Regions from separate parts of the Homo sapiens genome. Here region 2 is linked to region 1. Evidence: read pairs that join two places in POLR2A ChIA-PET (ENCODE). Cell type or tissue: Panc1. All regions are shown on one strand. Links, peaks and the distances in the headings refer to the core of each region. The heading gives the core; the rest is flanking DNA.

Region 1 (5,389 bases), core at 175-5,174:
ATTTAAATTATATTTAACAAGGCAAAGTAATTACTAAGAAGTAAAATATTGTTGGGTAGGTCTGGGCACTGTGGGGCCAAAAACTATGGTACTGACTTTTTTGTGTCCTCCTTCAAGAACTTACTTGTATTCTGCCAGGGTGACACTGTTGTGAATTGCTCTCATACAGATGTCACTAAACGTTTGGGTTTCTTGTTTTTGAGACAGGGTCTCATTCTGTCATCCAGGCTGGAGTGCAGTGGCATGATCATGGTTGACTACAGCCTTGAACTCCTGGGTTCAAGCGATCTTCCCACCTCACAGCCTCCCAAGCAGCTAGGAGTACAGGTGCACACCACCATGTCCGGCTAATTTTTAAATTTTTTGTAGAGACAGGGTTGCACTTTGTTGCCCAAGCTGGTCTTAAAACTTCTGGGCTCAAGCAATCCACCTGCCTTGGCCTCCCAAAGTGCTAGGATTTCAAGTATGAGGCAGCACGCCTGGCCAATGTTTGTTGAATGTATCAGGTAGTGAATGGTGATCAAAAGTTTTAATGACATTGCAAGTAAATTTCCTTTGACTGGAATCATATAATAACTATAAAATCTGATGTAGAGAGAAAGCATCAGCTAGGAATCAAAACACTGAATATCAATTTATGGCTCTTTACTGACTAGTTGCAAGATCTTAAATTTCTTATCCTAGGGAAATTTGTTCTTAATAAGCATCACTTGAGGCACATTCTAAGCTCTCCCCAAGTATGAAAACTGCTGGCCTAAATAATATCAAAATCCCTTCCGGCTCTGACATTCTGTGAGTCTATTATTTTTTGTAGCTTGACTTCTTACAGATCTTAAAGGGTAAATAATATAACTACAATCAGAATCATGCTGACTTCTGGGTGTTGTCAACAACATGGATAGCCCCTGAATTAAAATCAGTAAGTTAAAGGATTAACATTTTTCCCTAAATATTTTTTAAGGAGTTCTGCTAACAAGTGGAGAACTTATTTTAGTAACTCTTATTTTGCTGGAATACCCAGCAGAAGTAGTTTCATAGAACAATAAAATAACCAAAGCCAAACTAAGAAGTGGCTTTTGATGAGCAACAGGAGAGAATATGGATAATTAGGGCCTGGATAATTTGAAACTATCCCCACCGGCTGGTAATGAAACAGCTGCTCTATAAGGCAAGGTCTCATTCAGCATTAATATGATTATGCTGTCTGTATGAACATTTTAAAGAACTGGATAAGATTAAATGCTGTTCAAAGATTACTTATAAGCTATTTAATGATCAGAAGCATTATCTCCTATTGCTCTGTTGGACTGTAAAGAGATCAGAGGTCTTGAAGCAAGTGCTCTTAGCATGATCACACTGTGACTCTACGTCCCCAATATGGAAAAAATTTCACTGTAAGAAATTTGAATAGTGCCTACATTCTAGAAGAATTTCAATAAGCCATGCAAAAAAGATGTTACATAAATAACTGAAACCTGAAAAATATCACAGCAAGCAGGAAGCATGCAAGCTGGTGTTAATAACTTACATTATTAATAACGTGCCTTCAAATGCAGGCACATTATTTGCCAATCCATAAATAATAGGCTTGAGGAAGTCTGTGGACCCTCTGGAATCAAATGGAAAACTGTATTTGCCTATATGCACTTCTCTTAGAAGGTCAACATATTCTGGGGCCGAGTGGTAAGTTAACCATTCACAGTTCTGGCAATTGTCCTTCAAAAACAGTTTATTTTAAGATATACACTTAAATTCAGAGAGTTACAGCTATATTAGAGGAATTATTCACATTAAAAGTAGTTTCTTTAAATAAACTAGACTCCTGTGTACACAGTTAGTTTACAGATCACTATCTACTTGGCTTAGAGCTACCTGGAGGGAAGCCATAGGTATCTTCAGTTTGTGGCTCAGGACACAAACTGTCTCTTACGATCCTATCTGGTAAATCAGGATCTGTGTTAACTCTGATCATGAGATCGTAAGGACTGGAAAGGACTCAGACAGAACTCTGTTTTTAGAAAAGATTCCCTTAAGCCATTTTAAACACTGAAATGAAGATCTAGAGAGATGCAAAAGACAACTACAAAACCAAAAACCCATTACCTGTCAGTATCGCCATATACAACCCTAGCCCCCCATTTCTTGGTATCATTCACCAGTTTAATAGCTCGTTCCAAGGTCTCTCTGGCTTTGTGAACAATACTATCGCCAACCTGTTGGTACAAACACATTGGAAATAATTTCTTAACATAGCTCAGTATAAGTTAACAGACTTTAACATATAATACATTTAATTACTAAATATTTCCAGAAATGAAACGAGAAAAGAACGTAAAAAAGAAATCAAAATAGCCATCAGTATCATCATTCTTTCTACAAGTACTCAAGAAGAAACTGAGGTGAAGAATTTGAAAGAACCAATCAATATACAAACTTGTCTTTGAGTATAACAGTAAGTGGACTGCACTTGTTACAAGGTACTCAGCTACGTTGGATTCTTGGAAGAATAATCCTTCTTTATTCAAGAACTTTTTTTTTTTTTTTGAGGAGTCTCACTCTGTCACCCAGGCTAGAGTGCAGTGGCACAATCTTGGCTCACTGCAACCTCTGCCTCCTGGGTTCAAGCGATTCTCCTGCCTCAGCCTCCTGAGTAGCTGGGACTATAGGCGCACGCCACCACACCCAGAGAATTTTTGTATTTTTTAGTAGAGATGGGGTTTCACCATATTGGCCAGGCTAGTCTTGAACTCCTGATTTCGTGATCCACCCACCTCGGCCTCCCAAAGTACTGGGATTATAGGCGTGAGCCACCGTGCCCGACCTATTCAACTTTCTTATGTGCCCTTACAACTCATCAGGCAGAAAAGCACTCTTTGTGGGTGCATGAGTATATGTACGTGTATCTCTCAAAATTTTTCTGTTGAAGTGTTGATGATAATGTCTTTCAATATCATTAAAGTTAATGCTGAACTTCAATCTTGTCACTAGTTATACAAAGAAAAATGTATCTAATTATATGATGGGAAATATATTAAAACTGTTCAATTTAAATTAAATAGGTAGATATATATCTAGGAAGGTTTTACTCATTGGTGATTAGTGAATTTTAACAGTGACCACAGCATGAGTTTACAAAACAAAAAGATGCTGGGCCTTGACAAATATGAGAAGCATGCTAATGAGATTTTACAGTTAAGTAAATTAAGGAGACTATATAACAATGCTGTTTTATTTATTAAACTCATTAAAGCTAAGAGTGGGAAAAATTGCCATTCAACATAAAACATAAATGGAGCATTCCTTTTGCAATTTTAAAACGCAAACTGCACATTTTTTTTTGTTAAGAAGCAAACAATAGCAATAATCATCCTTCTCCCTTTACTGTAAAATTTGAATTACTAAATATAGGATTGAATAGTATTTAAAAGGCTATTTAAAATTGCATTACAAAGGACATATTAAGTACATGAACAAAGGAATAAATAATAAAACTAGTAGTAGAAACGAGTTGGGATTTATTTATTTATTTATTCTGATTTATTTACTTATTTTGAGACAGAGTCTCGTTCTGTCACCCAGGCTGGAGTGCAGTGGTGTGAGCTTGGCTCACTGCAACCTCTGCCTCCTGGGTTCAAGCAATTCTCGTGCTTCAGTCTCCCGAATAGCTGGGATTACAGGAGTGTGCCACCATGCCCAGCTATTTTTCGTATTTTTAGTAGACAGGGTTTTGCCATGATGGCCAGGCTGGTCTGGAACTCCTGGCCTCAAATGATCCACCCGCCTCAGCCTCCCAAAGTGTTGTAATTACAGGTGTAAGCCACCATGCCTGGCCTTAGGTTTTAAATTAAGATTATGAATTCTGCTGAGACCTCTAGTACATCAGAAAATCTTGAGAATGTAAACTGTAACTTAATACATTACAAAAATCATGTTATCTAATGGAAACTCAAATTGAATAAAATGTTCTGTTACCTACTGCCACTTTCAAACAAGGTCAACTTTTAAATATGTGAGGAAAAAGAGCTGCATAAGCAAGCCATTTTAGTGTCAAAGTCAAATATACTTCTGAGATGTATACTTACAAGTATATACTCGAACATATACATAGTGGTCTTAAATGTCTGCCTAATGCTCTTACTCTGGCGCATTTAAGTTATACCCCAAAGAGTCAGAACTCTGCAGTTACCCCTGAAGACCACATAATAAGAAGAATTCAGCAGCACTAGAGTGAGGGGGAGGCGGAAGAGGGAAGGAGAAGTAATTAAATTAACAGATTCTGCTACTTTGTGCCAAGGTTCCTAACCTGAAAAGCATTACTTCATTAAAGGGCTAAGAGAGGATTTAAAAGAGGAAAAGAAATGGTTTCACAATTTAGGCCATGATTGGGGATGCTCAAAAGTCTTTTTTTTTTTTTGAGATGGAGTCTCACTCTGTCGCCCAGGCTGGAGTACAGTGGCGCAATCTCGGCTCACTGCAACCTCTACCTCCCGGGTTCACGCCATTCTCCTGCCTCAGCCTCCCAAGTAGCTGGGACTACAGGCACCCGCCACTACGCCCGGCTAATTTTTTGTATTTTTAGTAAAGACGGGGTTTCACCGCATTAGCCAGGATGGTCTTGGTCTCCTGACCTCGTGATCCACCCGCCTTGGCCTCCCAAAGTGCTGGGATTACAGGCGTGAGCCACTGCACCTGGCCTCAAAAGTCTTAATAAAAACAAATGTTTTAAGTAAAAATTAATTCCCTGAAAAGACATAAAAAGGAAGAAATAAAGTTCAGACAATTTTTTAAAAGGCACAAATATACCTTTATCATAAATATGAATGACCAATAATTTAGTAGAAAACTGTCAACATATAAAAATTTTAATTTATGAAGTAAGTCCAACTGAGACAGAGACATTAACCTCCACTATTAGCTACTTTATTCTCCATATTCTCTTCATAGGAATTTTTGCTTACCAAGTCTTGTCTTTCTCTATGATGGTACTGAGACAGAGACATTAACCTACAACTATTAGCTACATTTATTTATTCTCCATATTCTCCTTATATGCTTACAAAGTCTCATCTTTCTCTATGATAGTCCAGATCTAGTACTTTTTTGATTGTGTGTTCTCTGAAGGAAAGCAGGAGACCACAGTCAGTAATCCATTTGCCTCCCGCTTTTAAAAGCTTTTAATTATTCTGGATACATAACTGTTGTATATATACGTATATGCGGTACATATGATGTACACAGGCAGACAATGTGTAATGATCAAATCAGGGTAACTGGGATATCCATCACCTCAAGCATTTATCATTTATTTGTGTTAGACATTTCAATTCCATTCTTTTAGTTATTTAAAAATATACAATAAGTTGCTGTTCACTATAGTTACTGTGCTACT
Region 2 (5,389 bases), core at 105-5,104, 170 kb after region 1:
CCCAGCCCATTTCCTTTTTCCCTTTGCACAGTACCAGATATATGGTTGGTACTGCAGAAATAATTTCCCCCTGCCCTCTACATTGATCATTTGATGACCAAATAGTGTCCGTCTAGCCACTTATTTATGATTTGTACAAAACATTCCGCTTTCTGAGGTAGACAGTGATATTCTGAAGCCATCAGTAAGAGTAATTTTCAGTTTGTTGAAAGTGAACATTCTTTGTGTAAAGGTCAGCCTGTCAGGAAATAGCATGCTACTCTGTTCTTTTAAGATTATTTTTAAAACCTTTGAATATGTGTGTTTTTACACTTTAAAAAAAAAAAAGTAGTGAGAAACTATACCTAGTGGTCTCACCAGATGTTTTCAAATCAGAACTGGGGCAATCTAGTTGTAATTTATTTTCACAAATTTATGAGAATAAGAGCTGATATTTTTCTTGCTTGAATTAGCAGGTAATTTCATTCTCCATTCCTCTTTAGTGGGGAAAATCTAGCCTTTGGATGAAAATGTGAACCAGAGGTTCTTGCCAAGTCTGCAAAGCAGTATAAAGATTAGTTTTATGAATGAAGGAAAACACTACTCATTTTTCTTAGGAGGCTGCTTACTTCTGCATTTGTATAACATGTTTTTAGACTGAAAGCTCATAGAGAAAAGAGAAGGATCCTCATTCTAGAATATCTGCTCCCCTGTACTTAGCATATTCATAGTCTTTCAAGACTTAATTTATTAAAGATGTTAAAGACTTTGACACTTGGCTTACAGTCTTTCTCCTTCACCTGAATTCCTGCCCTCATCCTGAGTAAATTCATCACCCAAGTAGACAGCCCATCTAATACTGTTGGGAAGGGAAGGTTATACCGTGTTATGGATTAATCTCTACCTTATGCCAAAGTATGGTGTTATAATTCTCCTTTGCATACCCAAAATTAACAATAGGCTGAATCATTTGATTATCATTCCCTTTGACTCTAACATAGCTTTTATCCTTTCCTGTTTTGCTTTACAGTTTTGGGTCTAGTTCATCTGATAAGGTACATTTCTAATATTTTTTAAAATTAATATTTATTCAATCAAAAAGAGCATGTCTTAGACATCATGGGATGAAATGATAACTGAAGGAAAATAACTCCTAAAAATAGTCACCCTATTTAAAGAGGCTTTTGTAAATCAAAGTAGTCTCTAGTTGTAATTCAGGGCCAGAGGTCTTAGGCCCAGGTCCCTTGAGTTTTTTCATTCTTGAGTTTCCCAGCTTCTCCCTTCTGCTCTCAAAGATTGTCTAAAAACATACCCCTTTTTTCCCCTGTAGTAGCAGGGAAAACAGCACTATTCGGGTGGGGAATAGTGATGGGGCTTATTGGTATATATAGGTCATTTATTGAATAATAGTAGAGCATTCTGGTGTTTAAACTCTGCAGCCCAATTTCCCTACTTACCTGCTCCATAACTTGGGCAAATTACTTTCTGTGCCTCATTTTTCCTGTCTGTAATAAACAGATAATAATAGTAGTACCTACCTCTTAGTGTTGTTGTGAAGATTGAATTACATATATTAAATGAGTTAACACCTTAGACTGCTAAGCACTCAATAACAGTAAGCTATTCACAATTTAGAGGCAGCTTCTCCATTTCCTAAAATATACTTATTCATCAAGAAGAATGATGTAATAGTGAAAGGTAGGAGTTTTAAAAATTCCGTTGATTGGATGTAAAAAGTAGATTCTTAGAATTTCAAATAACCCAAGAAATTATTTATACCATTGGTTCTTAACCAGTAATATGCATCAGAATCATTTATGAGACGTTGTAAAGATACATTTATCTAGGCCCTTTCTTCTCATATCTACCAAGTCAGAATGCCCACAGGCAATTCCAGTGCAGTCTTCCTGTCAAGACCATTGAAATAATCCAAGTCTTTAGATTTTATAATGAAGAAATTGAGACTCAGAGAAAGTAAATGACTTGCCTAAGACCCCATAGAGTAAGTGAGATCCAGGTTACCTACCTCCTTGGTAAGCGATCTTCCTATTCTTCTGTGTTGCCACCAAATATATTAACTTTTAAAGAACCTAATATGAGAACTTATCCTTCTGTCAGTTATATCAGGAAGAATAATATAGGCTTTAAAACTTACTTCATTCAGCATTTAAATCAAAATAACAAAATTCCGGCCAGGTATGGTGGCTTACATCTGTAATCTCAGCACTTTGGGAGGCTGAGGTGGGAGAATCCCTTGAAGCCAGGAGTTTGAGACCAGCCTGGACAACATAGTGAGACTCTATCTCCATAAATAATAATAAAAAAACTAGCCAGGTGTGGTGGTGTGCACCTGTGGTCCCAGCTACTGGGGAGGCTGAGGTGGAAGGATTGCTTGAGCCCAGGAGATCAAGGCTGCAGTGAGCCATGATCACACCGCTGCACTCCAGCCTGGGAAACAGAGTGAGATCGTGTCAAAAAAAAATTTTTTTTTAATTTTTACAATTTATTCAGAGGACTATTGCACCTGTACAGAAGAACTTAAAGTGAATTTTGCTGTCTTTTTCATGAGGACATTAGTCTTTGCCACAATGCTTACTACTAATGAGTACAAGAAAACGCTGTGTGGGACAGAGTTGCTCGATCCAACCTCACAGATTGACAGGCAAACAAATGTTTTATAGGGCAAGGTAGCTGTTGGAATTAAACTTTTTAGGATTTTTGATAACAGAATATGTACTTCTCATAATTAGGGTTTTTTAAACATTTTTAAGGATTTTTAAACTTTTATAAAATCTCAGAATTTTCTAGTCTGTGAACAGTTCATGTAGAAAAATCAGTGGTTATTATGTACACTGTTATTGCAGCTTCGCTGAAAGATTAAAAATCTAAAAAATACAGTAAAAATAAGTTCTGAGTTTTTGTATTGATGTTGGGTGCTGTGATGTTATCTCTTTTAAAATGTGTTTTTCTTTTTCCATAATATAAAGGAATCAAAAAATACAACTTGTATGTGAACTTGTGCAAATGTGTGAAACAAATTAAGGTGACAGGGCAGAAGCAACAAAATGAAGCTCAAATGAAATCCACCTCTCAAAGCAGGTTCTATTTAATTTCTCTATATTTGCTATTATAAATTTTTTATTTTCATATATGTGTTTCTTTGCTAGAGATGATAATTGGATGCCAACCTAACTTCCAATTTTTAGGTGATTATTTTACCAACAAACCACTCACCTTGATGAGTGCACTGCATGGCCCCCGCTCCAAAGTCCACCATTCAGATCCTCATCAATATGTTATGACGACTGTTGCCTTTACTGTGTCTCTGCCTGATTCCATACCCTTTGCTCTACATTTCATCTCAGGTTCTGTCTTTTGGACCTTTTCACTTGATGCTTGTTCCTGGCATTTGAATCTCCATTCAACCTGATGATCTTTGATTTAGACTCACCATCCAGTTCCAAGCTGCCAGGATTTATTACCCTCTGATTTCAGCAGCTCAGAAATCCCTGGCACAGTCACAGGCTGGCTACCTCAAGGGACCAGCCCCAAACACTAGTGCTGTATTATAAACATCCATTTATTCATCTTTTTAACAGATTTTACTTATTGCCCACTATGTATAAGGCACTACAGAAGTTTCTGGGGATATAGAAGATTAGTGGCAGAAAGCTCTTAAGTCTCTTAAAATCTGGTAGGACAAATAATACAACTACATAATTATAATTTAAGATAGTATGTGTTCAACTACTAGAAGTTATATATACGAACAGGACAGTAATTAACAAAAGCTTCAAATAGATCCTTAAGTAATTAAGGAGCATAGGGTACGAGGATACGTTACCAATAACCTAGAGTGGTAGGTCACTGACAGGTGGCATCTTAACTAGATTTTGACGGTAAGATAGGGGAGACATCATGGAAGACAGATACTACAAAAACTGGAACCAACAAGAACAGGAAAAATGTTATGTTAAACCTTATTTATCCAGACTGACAGTGTAATGAGGAGTGGAAGAAAGCTTAGAAAAATTGGTTAGAACCAAGTTCTGGAAGGCTTTGAATGGTGAAGAGTTTAGAGTTGGCGAGCATGTATTGGACAGTCAGAAGGTTTTGAGCAGGAAATGAAATGATAATTGGCTTGATTTAGCAGTGGTATGTAGGAAGGATTTGGTGGTGAGGTGATATGCAGGCAGAGACTGTAAGCTAGTAATTTAAAGTAGGGGAGGGTCTGGAGATGACTTTCTTCATGTCATTAAATCTTGTTATTTGTGAGGTGCTGAGCTAGGTGCTGGGGAAAGAGTGAGAACTAGATCCTTGCCATGAGGGAGTTTTCAGTCTAGTGAGAGACTTGATATCTTAAAGCCTCCTTGAGGGGTCTCTATCCAAAATTTGGTACTCTGCTTCTGACTCTTGCCTGATTACTAGGTGATTAGATCCTCAGTTTACAATGGGCTGTGTTTCCTACCCTCTCAAACTGCTTTTCCATTTTTTGTGTCAGCTAAGGCAAAAATATTGCAACCACTTGTATATGGAGAAAAGCAATTTATTACTTAAAACAAGATAAGACATGAATACTGCACCAGATAAGGCAAAGAAGAAAATGACATGTGTCTTAAAGAGATAACTGAAGATGATGTGGAGAATGAATTGGAGGTTATGTTAGGGGCAAGAAAACTAGTTAAGAGGCTGTCGTAGTAATCTACCTGCTTAATTAAGAGGGCCTGAACTAAGACAATGTGAAAGAAAAGGAGTCCTTGGTGGCTACTTCCACCATAATCCTTTCTGTCTCTCCCTTGGTACAACGAAGGGATAGATAGGTGACTCTCATTTGGAATTGACTTTTGAACTGAGGGATTCAAAAACAACAAACACTCAGTTTACTTCAGACTTAGGGGTAATGCTCCTACTGTCAAGTAGTCTAGTTTCTGGTTATCTTTTTATTTGGAACATGGTTCTGCAGTCTTTAGTGAGCTTCCTGATAAATCTTTCTTTTGCATTAGTTAGACTGTTAGTTACTAGTGGTTACAGTATTAAAAACAACACAAAACAAAACAAAAACTACCCTAATTGACATTGTATGTGATATTTGAAGCACTTATGGATAACTAGGAGAAAACTGTTAGGGAGTTGGAAATATGGAACTAGAAGTGTGGTTCTCAAGGTGTGGTCACTGATGCAGCATCAGCATCACCTGGGAACTTACTAAAAATGAAAATTAACAGGTCCCATCCCAGACTTACTGAATAGGAAACTGGGAGTGAGGCCCCAGCAATCTGAATATTAACAAGCCGTCCAAGTGATTCTGATGCACACTGCAGTTTGAGGACCAACTGAACTAGAGCTTGAAATAGAGATTAGGAGTAGAAATAAAGATGTGTAAGTCAGATACATAACAGTCACTCTTGAG

The links. Peaks named below come from ENCODE experiments on the same cell type or tissue, not always from the same donor. Only the 100,000 strongest peaks of a DNase experiment are listed, where the experiment ranks them.
Region 2: POLR2A ChIA-PET joins it to region 1 with 6 read pairs; 3 of 35 experiments call an interaction of 5 or more read pairs at or near these places.

What each region holds. Positions count from the first base shown.
Region 1 is chr6:111,320,466-111,325,854 of GRCh38, forward strand. It overlaps REV3L (REV3 like, DNA directed polymerase zeta catalytic subunit), which reads right to left. Exons shown (of 32, transcript NM_001372078.1): 26 at 2,104-2,213. Among named protein-coding and RNA genes, the nearest start is that of SLC60A2, 64 kb to the left of the region's middle. In Panc1, for the core only: no CTCF peak of the experiment used is centred there; no DNase peak of the experiment used is centred there.
Region 2 is chr6:111,494,902-111,500,290 of GRCh38, forward strand. It overlaps TRAF3IP2-AS1 and the pseudogene LOC107986520. Among named protein-coding and RNA genes, the nearest start is that of REV3L, 14 kb to the left of the region's middle. In Panc1, for the core only: no CTCF peak of the experiment used is centred there; no DNase peak of the experiment used is centred there; H3K27ac peaks cover 2,557 bases.